Linked DNA regions of Homo sapiens: region 1 is linked to region 2. Evidence: chromatin loops called from intact Hi-C (ENCODE). Cell type or tissue: PC-9. All regions are shown on one strand. Links, peaks and the distances in the headings refer to the core of each region. The heading gives the core; the rest is flanking DNA.

The links. Hi-C counts contacts between places; a loop is a spot of excess contacts. Peaks named below come from ENCODE experiments on the same cell type or tissue, not always from the same donor. Only the 100,000 strongest peaks of a DNase experiment are listed, where the experiment ranks them.
Region 1: a loop joins it to region 2, with 2.3 times the contacts of the local background. A loop is called at or near these places in 3 of 110 quality-filtered maps.

What each region holds. Positions count from the first base shown.
Region 1 is chr13:31,133,384-31,136,301 of GRCh38, forward strand. It overlaps HSPH1 (heat shock protein family H (Hsp110) member 1), which reads right to left. Exons shown (of 18, transcript NM_006644.4): 18 at 1,590-2,918. Among named protein-coding and RNA genes, the nearest start is that of HSPH1, 27 kb to the right of the region's middle. In PC-9, for the core only: no CTCF peak of the experiment used is centred there; no DNase peak of the experiment used is centred there.
Region 2 is chr13:31,043,170-31,046,087 of GRCh38, forward strand. No RefSeq gene overlaps it. Among named protein-coding and RNA genes, the nearest start is that of LINC01066, 48 kb to the left of the region's middle. RefSeq lists an enhancer at 2,119-2,918. In PC-9, for the core only: CTCF peaks have their summits at 1,399 (motif pointing left) and 1,600; DNase peaks (open chromatin) are centred at 1,392, 2,072 and 2,222; H3K4me3 peaks cover 1,132 bases; H3K27ac peaks cover 1,334 bases.

The DNA.
Region 1 (2,918 bases), core at 209-2,708, 90 kb after region 2:
AGAATCTGCATTTTGTAAAGAAAAGCTTCAGTGTTTCATATAAACATGGGTTTAGAAAACCGGATACAGCCTGGTGAAAAAACAGCAAATCTTAACATGGTTGGATTTTATGGCTAATTTCAGGGAAGAGATTTTGAGTCCTCCCACGGAGTTTTCAATGACGATACAAGTGCATTTTCACAGTGCTAGTCAACTTTCATCCCTGGCTATGTGCATGCCGACTTTGATCGCTCCGCCACCGGAGAGAACATGGGCCTTACAGTTAGATCTAAGTTCTAATTAACATATATTTTAGCTTGGTCAGAGCGTCACCCCATTTTCCCACCTGTAAAATGGGGGAAACAATGCAACAATGCCTTTCTGAGAAGATCGTTGTGAAGCCTGAGTGAAGACACCTGGCACAGTGCCGGATTGCTTAAAGATACTCAGAAAGGGCCATTTTACTTCCTTCTCTTTGAGTGTTATTTTGAAGTTCAAAGTCACTTTCCCTGTAACTGAAGGACAAGGGACATTGTTGGTTGTCACAACTGGGGTAGAGAGGTGCTACTGACATTTGATGGGTAGAAGCTAGGGATGCTGTTAAACATCCTACAAGGCACAGGACAGCCCCCACAATTGATTAGCCGGCCCCAAATGTTAATATGCCAAAGTTGAGAAACCCAGCACTAGAGGAATCCACCATGGCAGAGACTGGCCCTGTCAAGGTTATATAGATTTGGATGAGGAAATGGGGATTCACAGAAATTGGGTTAATTACCTAAAAACCATAGCACTTAAGGGGCCAGCATGAACTCTTGAACATGAAACAAAATCTTTTCCAACCCCAAAAGATCTTTCCACTATACCATACTGCCTGCCACCTGCCCTGAAGCAGTATAAGAACTGTCAACAGGCCCATGCTATGCAGTTCTAAGAAAACTAAACCACAAGTGACTGAAAAGCTGTTATCCTAGAGCTTTCAAGTATGCTCCCGTTCTTATTTCCAAATCACATGCTAATATGAACTAAAAGACAACTAGTTTCGACTAGTTGTCTTTTAGGAAGTCTCTAAGGCTAACAAACTAGACCAATACAAGAAAACCATAGCACACATGCCAGAGCAAATAGGGGAACACTTCTCATCATTCTGCCCACTTAGAAGAGCTTAACCGTACCAAAATTACTCAGTACTTGGAGAAAGTCAACCTCTCTCCAAATATTTGTATAGACTCCATCTTCCCAGAAAAGCTGATGTCATTGTTTTGTGCTATGAAAACTATGATAGATGGCAAGAGATATTACTCCACAACAATCAAAACACCACAGGCAAAATAGAAGTCTGGATATAAATTGACAAGTGGTAATGTAGAAAAAAAGTATCTTGAATGCTGCTTACAAACGCAAGTCATTAATCACAGTAGCTAAAGATTTTAGCCCTTCAGAAACTAACTTCCAATAGGCTATTTTGTAGAGGCAGGTTACACTAGTCAAATTAATTGCACTATTTCTTTTGATAAATAATCAAGCAAACATTGGGATTTTACTCAAGAAAAGTAAGTTAATCATTGCTCAGACATAATATTCATGACAAAGTAGACTCAAAATTCAACTGTTATTAAAAATGGACGTTGTTTAGAAATATTGTCACAAAATGACAATTTAAAATGAATTGTAAAATTTAATCTTTAAACAGCATTTATTCAAACTGGTGCATATCTTTGAGATCCTCGATGATTACTAGGTATATATCACAACTGTTTGAGCCAATGATATTAATACGTTATTATAAAGTAATCAACATGACAATACTTTTGCCCGCATCCAAAAGCGCAGTACACTGATTTAGGCCAGACTGACTGATGCTCCCTCCCGTCATCAGGTTCTATTTTAGGACAGGAGGAAAAACATGTTTTCCCATTCACAGTTTTTAAAAATCTTTTTTAATGGATGTCCTAATTGTACACAGAACACAAACCTATCTTCACTTCTCAATGTGTAAATGTGTATCTACTAAGTATACATTAATGTGCATTAAAGACATTCAGAAAACATAAAAACCAAAGAAACATATTAACTGCATAAAAATTTAAAGTTGCTAAATGGTAAAGCAGCTAGAAATTATAAAGTAGGGAAATGTTGAATAGCTGACATAAAGATTCTTAGTAAGAACATTTTACATTCCAATATTACAAATGAGTACAATATGCAATGCATGAAAAATAAGCCAATTCTGAGATGTTGAAGCACCTATCAGACGTACAAATGACGAGCTACCTGGTCTAGATGGAATGAAGTGTTAGCTTTAAAATTTGAGTTAATTTAATAACTTACATCTTCACCCAGGAAGCATCAGAGCTGAGGAAATAAACCTCAGCAGTCAAGTGTTACTAAACCTCATAGTTTGAAGATATTACTCCGTGATGTGTGGAGCACAGAGTAGCTAAATAGTACTTATAATAAATTGGCTATAGTTCTAAGATTAATCCCTTGTGGAAGAGGGAAAGTTGGCCCTCATCAAGATCATAAATGGCTGGGCATGGTGGCTCACACCATGTAATCCCAGCACTTTGGGAGGCTGAGGCAGACAGATTGCTTGAGCCCAGGAGTTCAAGACGAACTTGGGCAACATAGCGAAACCCCAGCTCTACCAAAAAAAAAAAAAGAATAAACTGTTGCACCCTAGTGAGGAGCTGGTTGTCACCTATCCTAAGTGCATGTGTCTTCTCCCCTACCTCCAACACTACTTCAATTTTGTGCTTACAAAACAACCAGATAGATTCATTGCAGCATTATTTAGAACAGCAAAAATGAGAAACACCTAAATCTACCAATAGCAAGATTGGTATTTTTAAGTACGTCTTTATAATGAACTCACTACATTTATGCAGTTACAACACTTGACTGTATTTACTAATTTCCCTGGCACAGAGTTTTTAAAA
Region 2 (2,918 bases), core at 242-2,741:
GCAGCTATGCAGTTGGCCCAAGGTTCTATGCCCCTAGGAGGTGGCAGAGCTGGGATTTGAACCCAAGCAGATCTGCATAGCCTCTGCACCTGCCCACGAGGCTTCACTGACTCTCGAGGAAACAAAGAGATGTTCCAGGTGACTATGTGAAGAAATGGGTCTGGGAACACAGAAGTCACTCTAAAATCACTGAAGTCAGAGTGCTGGGGGAAATGGCACATCTGGTTTCCTTCCCATTTTCAGGGGAGATTCTTGTTAATCAGGGCCAGGAGGGAGAAACCTTTTCTCTGTATTTTGCTTCAGAATTAGAAATAAGTCTTGCCGATCAAGGTGGCTCATGCCTGTAAACACAGAGTTTTGGGAGGCTGAGGTAGGAGGATTGCTTGAGGCCAGGAGTTCAAGACCAGCCTGGGCAACCTAGCAAGACTCCGCCTCTACAAAAAATAAAAAATAGAAAATTAGCCAGGCATGGTGGCATGCGCCTGTAATACTAGCTACTCAGAAGACTGAGGTGGGAGGATCGCTTAAGCCCAGGAGTTTGAGGCTGCGGTGAGCTATGATTGCTCCAATGCACTCCAGCCTGGGTGACAGAGGGAGACCTTGTCTCAAAAAATAAATAAATAGGCTTAAATGCAAATTCCCTTGGGAGGTGGTGAAGGAAACACAGTGGAAGGTGAATGACTGGATATCCTAGAAGAACAGGTTTGGACTGGACAAAGACAGGAGGGCACCAGATTCTTGAATCAAGGAGGGGATAGAAGAATGAGAAGGGAACACGCAGACATTGAAATCCAGCTGGCCCCAATTCCTAATTTTGCTCCGGTGTTGCCTTTCTCTCTACAGGGCCCCCACGTGGTGGGAGCGGGGATGATCTGGGAACTGCCCGGCTCCAGGGGGCATCCACACAGCCTACGGCTCGGATGGTGCCCCTGGATGTGTGCTGTTCGGCTTCCAGGCCTGGGACTCCCCCAAATGGACCCCGGCACAGGGACAGGATGAGTAGGGGAAGCCCGCCTTGGTCACTCGTGCCCGGTGGTTGCTAGCCCCAGCAACTGCGTAAACGGGGCTCCCTGGCTCTACCCCTCTCCGTGGCTGCCCTTCTGGGTGCAGCCCAGCCTGGTCACTGCCCTCCACCAGGAGCCAGGGAACAGGACCCGGGCAGGTACAGCGGTACCACCTGTTCCTTACCATGCAAATTTATTGGTAAAAATGAACTTTTTTCATTGTTCAGTTTTTCAAACGATAATTTCACTTCATCCTTCTGGCATATTATGCTAGTAGCAATAACTGGCTAGTCCCTACACCTGCCTTGGCGGCAGCGCATCTCACTTGTGTGAAAGGCCTGCACACTTCAGGTGGATGTAGAACAAGCCCTCCCGCTGGAGGCGCGATCATTCACTGCCCCCTAGTGGACCAGATGTGCATGAGCCAGGATCCGTGCTTCCGCTTTGATGTGGGCTCTGAGCAAATCAGAGCTGCATTTTATTTCAGTAAGTTTTCGGCCTCTGCTGCTTTAATCTTTGTTGCTAGTGTCTACGGTTCTTAATTAACAGCCCTGAAATGGAATAAAATGTCAATCAAGGGTGACTCTGTGTAAAGCTATATTTAAATGTTAAAAAGTCGTGACATTTTCAAACAGTATTTCAGGCCTCATTTGATGCTCATTTTAAAAATCAAATTTTCATTAGGTTATAAAAATGCTTAACGTGAACGTCGCATTAAAGAGCTCATGTTGGCATCTAGCATAGCCTCAGGTTTTGTGTAAGAGAAAAAACGAGTTTATTTATAAAGCAGAAGCACTGACTGCCTGCCTTATCACCTAATCTGTCACCTAATCACCTTTTGGTTTTCAAGGTTTTCACAATTTGCATGCTTCTTAATTGCCATGTATCCTGGCAATCAGGGGCCCAGTCATACTCAGCATAAGGAAAGCCACCTCTGCAATACGCTGACAACAGCCAGGGGAACTTGGTTTGTCACCACATGCCACAAAGGCTGTTTTGGTGCGTGACTGTCCTTGGGTCAGCTTTAGATTTGTAATACCTGGCCCTAGATCATGCAGTTGAAGATCTTTCGATAATATTCACCTGCATTACATTTGACATACTAAGAGAACTGTTTCTGTAGAAGGTTAAAACACTGACTTTTCTACCCTTTCTGTTTTCTCATTGCCAGGACTTGAACGAATTTGGAACTGTTCCAGAGCTCATTGTTCTCACCTTGTGGCATAACTTAGGTAGTAGGGCAACTCCCTTACCCTTGCCTGGACTCTTACTATCAAAGCCCTCCATTGATAAGGTCTAGGCCGACCACACCCTAAAGCATTTCTTGTATGTATGGATTTGTTTCTTACCTATACCTGAAGAATGGCGCTGGTGAGGTACCACCTTTGGGAGAATTGAGAACATCATCCCTTAGGTAATTATCTGTGCTTTGTGGTTCAGATGAGTAAACTAAGCCCAGAACAGTTACAAAAGGAATGGCATCCTGGGTGAGATCAGTGAGGGGGATATGCTGTATCCTCCCGGGGACAGCCTTGTTCATTTAATCCATTCATTTCAGGCTGACTATGGAGTAGACCTAGCCCTGATGATAGGAAACTTCCAAGAGTTGGTGAGAAGGCTTTGGTGTGTCCACACAGAGCAGAACTGAAATTTTTCCACCCCATTGCAGATCAAACACCACAGCAAGTGAAGTGCTTCAGAGTCCTTCCTAAGCAAACTGTAGTTTTCCCCAGAATGTCACAGGAAGTGCTGCTGGTGATTCATCAGGTTAAAGTGCTCCTTGTGAGTCAGAAGTAAACGGAAGCTGCTGCTCCGTGTGGAGGGCGAAGAATCGTGGCTGGCCCTGAGGGTTCCAGGGGTGGGGTGGGGCAGAGCTGCTTACTAAACGCTTAGAACGTTCCGGTAACAACACTC